2 separate regions of the Mus musculus genome follow, and region 2 is linked to region 1. Evidence: chromatin loops called from intact Hi-C (ENCODE). Cell type or tissue: heart. All regions are shown on one strand.

Evidence for each region. A loop is a pair of places that touch in the nucleus more often than their neighbours do. Peaks named below come from ENCODE experiments on the same cell type or tissue, not always from the same donor. Only the 100,000 strongest peaks of a DNase experiment are listed, where the experiment ranks them.
Region 2: a loop joins it to region 1, with 6 times the contacts of the local background. A loop is called at or near these places in 17 of 42 quality-filtered maps.

Annotation. Positions count from the first base shown.
Region 1 is chr9:33,245,932-33,248,431 of GRCm38, reverse strand. No RefSeq gene overlaps it. Among named protein-coding and RNA genes, the nearest start is that of Gm32171, 7.3 kb to the left of the region's middle. In heart, a CTCF peak has its summit at 1,286 (motif pointing right); no DNase peak of the experiment used is centred here.
Region 2 is chr9:33,099,852-33,102,351 of GRCm38, reverse strand. No RefSeq gene overlaps it. Among named protein-coding and RNA genes, the nearest start is that of Gm27166, 69 kb to the right of the region's middle. In heart, no CTCF peak of the experiment used is centred here; a DNase peak (open chromatin) is centred at 981; H3K27ac peaks cover 23 bases.

The sequences.
Region 1 (2,500 bases):
TCACAGACTCTTGGCCATCCAGGCAGTGCCAAGAGTCCAGAGCAGAGAATAGAGTGGGGGCAGGTAGGCTGGGAACATTGTCTAGCTCGGGGCTGGGGGACAAAGGGAATTCCAGCTTGTCTCAAAGGTAATTGTCCTTATCTTGGTGGATGCAGGCTTGGTGGTAGTTGTTTCAGAGAGCTCAGAAAGGGTTTCTAGAGGAGATTAGACTGCATCTCTGAAGACCTTCTTCATGGCTCTCCATGGCATATCTTGATGAAAAGAGACAGCCCATTGCTCTAAACAATTTATTGTCATGGTGGAAAATGGATTCGTAAAAGCATACCCTCCTCTCTCTCTTCTCAGGTTGGGCCTGAGATTAAATACATTTTGCAGGGAGGAATGGCTGGAAAGGGAAACTTATTGGCTAAGCCCTCTGGGTCTCTAGGTACCTCATTAGCATGGAGAACTCTGTTTTGGGACTACATGACCACAGGTCACATCTCTTTTATGTGAGAAGTATGGCACATGTTCCAAGTCAGGAGTCTGGCCAAGAGCTAGGGGAGTCACATAAGCCTTAGGTGACTCTACCTTACTGAAATGGTTTTATTTCTCACAGTTGTAGTCATGGGGGAGTGCAGCTCCAGTAGAATATGTTTCTTGATATTGAGAAGTGACATTTATGGATGGAGATTGGCTGAAGGGGGGTCTACAAGAGAAAGCAAAGCAAGATATACTAGCAGAATCTGTTTAGTCACCTGAGAATGGGGACAGAGATGGAAGAGAGAGCAGCACCTGCTACAGAGCTGGGACTACAAGCCTGAAGGTTGGATTTAAATGAGGAGGGGAAATGATAACTGAGGATCCTCAAGCTGCTATCCTGGCTGACCTGGCTGGATCCCTAGGCATGCCTTTGGGGGGCTGACAGCCAAAGACTTCATGCCACAGTCTTGTCCATTTATAAAATACCAATACCTAATTACTCCATCAGAATATTATGAAGGGTAAGTACTTAAAATAATGTTTTAAAATATTATAAACTTTTCAGTAATGTGAATCCAAACAACAAAATGAAAGGAAAAAGGTTGCTCCAGTAGGCCTTGGAAGAAGAGAGCCTTGGCACTGAGCTGCAAGCCAATTTCCGGAAGTAATTGTAATTTGGCTTGGGATTGAAAAGCCTCTGCCTTCAAATATGATATGAAAATGAAATGAATGCTCAACCTCTGAATGACATTTTCATGTTTTTTGATTTTACTAAGAAGCAACTTGGTCCTTTGAGTGAGGGTCATAGTCCAATGTGGCCACCAGATGGCAGCAGAATTCTTCCCATGCTACTTTTGACATCCCAATGATTGCTAATTAAAGTCCAGGGAGCAGATCTTTGAAGCACCTGAGCTGCACTTGTCCTATGGTGGTATCTCCTTCGGGACATAGTGCTTGCTTCTTCTGCTCACCTTCCCTGAAGGTTGAAACCAGCCATTGTGAAAGCCATTAGCCTAGGCTCAAATAGATGATTAAAGAGCCTTGGCATCAAATTGTATCAAAATCCTGAGTTCATCACCTGGGAGATGGGAATCCTATTAATGACGACATTTGGAGGTTGGGGATATATGCTAAACAATCAGTGTTATCTCCTCATCTGTCTCTGGTAGAAATGTCAGCAATCTGTGGCAGTTTGAATGAGAGTGGCCTCCATAGGCTCATAAATTTAAACATATGGCTGACAGATGGTGTAACTTTGAGGGAAGTACTAGAAGGGGTGGCCTCGTTGGAAGAGGTGTGTTGTATGAGGTAGGTTTTGAAGTTTCAAATGGTCCTAGCCATCCCCAGTGCCCTGTCTGTCTCCTGCTTGTGGATAAAGATGTGAGGCACCCAGGTGTTGCTCAGCCTTCTCTCTGCCATCATGGACTCTGACCTTCTGGAACTGTAAACCAGTTAAACTCTTTCTTTATAGTTATCCCTGATGGTGGTGTCTTATCACAGCAATAGAAAACAAACTAGTAGAGTAGCAGACATGGTAAAGAAGATAAAATGGCTTCAATGGGCTGGTAGGAAAGGAAATGGGCTGTGATGAACAAGCTGACTTACACAACAGGAGGGAAGTTTGGAGTGGTTTCATGAGGGTGGTGTGCTGTGATTCAGAGCACAAAGAGATATAAGGTCTGGAGCTCTGTGGTGGCAGGCTCAAGCCTAACAGTCCTTAAGAATAGCCTCCATCAACCGAGATGGCTGGAGAAAGGAGTAGCATGCTGTCTTTTGAGTCTTTTTTTTTTTTTATTCTGATGCTATGGATTGAACCTAGGACCCCACACATGCTAAGCATACACTCTACCACTGAGCCACACTTCCTGCTTGTCCTACGAAGTTACCATGCTTCCAAGTCTTTGTTAGCGGTCTCTTACTTGTATTTCTCATGCTTTGGAAGTCAACCTGCCCAGGGCAAAAGGAAGTGGCAGTTGATGATATGGTGTTAATATAGCAGAGATATGCAGCAGAAGAGGTAGACACTCTATTGGGTTTG
Region 2 (2,500 bases), 150 kb after region 1:
AGCACTCTTACAAGATACTTTTAAAAAGCAACTGGGGAAGTGGAGGGGTAGGCCCCTTCGCTTGACCAGAGTGCTGCTTCTGTTCAGAGTGCATTTATTAAAGCATTATTTGGAGAGAAGAGGAGAGGACAAGGAGAGGAGGAGCAAGGTGACATCTTGAATGTTTTCTCCCTTCTAGGTCTCAATTTTATCTTCTATAAAAGAATTGCCAAGGTTCACTTAACACTTGCAGAGTTTTAACAGATTTCCACGGAATTTTTAAACCAGGTGCCTGTGTTGAGACGGATCTGGGAGCTTATTGTAAGAACAAAGATGATGTGAGAACTTTCTAGCACCCTCTTTGGGGTTTGTTTCCTACAGTCCATGCAATTCCTCTTGAGTCCCAGGTTATGTTTAGGAGATAAAACTACATTTCTTATTTCCCACTTAGAAAGAGAGGGTAACAGACAGTTTCACTAATACTCACAAGAACCAAAGTCTGATTAAAAGAAAAAAAAACTGCCTTTTGCTATTGAGGAAACTGAAGCTAGCTCTGAATTAACTTATATAACCTTCTACTAACCATTAAATACAACAGGACAGCACACCTCACCCAACTCCACCTTCACAGATGAATTAAGAACTCCAGTTACTAAAATGAGATTCCTTCCTCTGTAGCCAAAACAGAACTGCGTTTGGAAATCAGGATCAGAAGCTCAGTGATATTGGGTCAGATGTTTCTTAAGTGCCTCCCAGGACCTCCTGTTCCTCTCTTGGATCTCGCAACACCTAGAATAAATTATCTGACATTAGCAAGGAGATCTTTTCATTTGTGGTCTTTGAAAAGCATTAACGTACAGGAAAGAAAATTTCTCTTCTTGAGGACAAGCGTAATCTTATCAGGAGTGAGCAGGACAAGAACAGGAAAAGGGATGGGAAAGAGAGGGCTGGCTGCAGAAAGAGGCTCAGGGAGGCTCCTAATCAGAGCCTGGCAGCCAAGATCTATTGTGAACTGGAAACAAGGGTGGGGCACCACCACTTCTGAATCTGACACTGGGGAATGTACATCCCCAAAATAGCTTTCAGTGGAGGCAGTGCTGACTTGAGTCCTCAGGAGGCATGGACAGAGAATATTTACACAAAGCTCATTTTCCTAATGAGTGACCACCAGGGAGAAGCAAATAGCAACCAAGATGGTGAACATAAACCCTTCGATGTGAGCAGGAGAAAAGGAACCTTCAAGTAAACTAAATCCATCTCTTACCATCTCTTATGCTGCACCGGTATCCCCTGCAGTTGCAGTCGTTCTTTATGTAACTTATCAGAGCCAGTTCAACACACTTAGATCCTGAGAGAGCTCTCTGATCAAGCTTCATATACCCCAGGGATCTTCTGACCAGGTTGTGGCACAACCATCCCTGAGCAGCAACAGAATTAAAAGAAACCAAGACATGATTGCCTTTCAAAGTCTGCATAAATAAATCCTGTTTTCCCTCTTCTTGTGTGCCAAGTCTGATGCTGCATGTTGTCTATAGTGCATACATTTTGTAGGGAACTGTGGGCCACCTTCCTAATCATCTGTCCTCACATGCTTAGCACAAACAATGATGACAACAAAGATCACACCTATCTATCTGACCTATCTATAATCTGAGGGCAGAGCAAATATACTGAGACCAGGAAGGGAGGGAGATTCTCGAGTTATACCTTATACAAGAACATAAAAACACTTATTTCAGAAAGCTTATTTTGGTGTCAGATAACAAGATGGCTCAATGGTCAACAGCGTTCCCTGATCCTGCAGAAGACCTGAGTTCAGTTCCCAGCCCCCATGTCAGGTGGCAAATAACCAGCTCTGGGTGATGTGACATTCACGTCATCCTTCACAGTGCTGAACTCACACCCCATCCCCACTCACACATGAACACTCAAGCACATAATTTCAAATAAAATAAAATAAATCTTGAAAGCATTTGTATATTGAATGTCCTATTTAGTGTGGCATACTTGTCCTTGTGTACATGGTCATATTATGATGTCCCTAGAATCTTTACAGGACAGGTGCCTTCTTCGCCATTTTATTTCAAATTATTATCTTGACTACAGTTGTATGTCTCCCCAAAACGCTATTTTCCATTCTTAAGTCATCGATCTTTCCCCCAGCCCCTTTACTTTTGAACTCAAATGATAGAACAGATTGTCAGTCCAGAGAACTTAGCTCTTTGAGAACCCCAGACACATTGATTAAGAGATGGGTCTTTGGGAGCAATTAAAAGATAATATCAGTAGGACTGGACAATGTGACAAGCTAATGGTCCCCTGCTGCCAAAGAAAGTCTCAAGGAAACTGAGACATTATTTTCAAAGCCAGAGGCCATTTTACTGTCAAAGCACTGTCCTCTGACAACTTGGTTTCTATTATGCCCCTGTGACTAGAACGGTAAATTTAAAAGGAGGCAGGAGGAAGGGCTAAGTGCAGGTCTGAAGCTCACTAGCCAAAAAGTCAAAGCTCAGACTCGCCA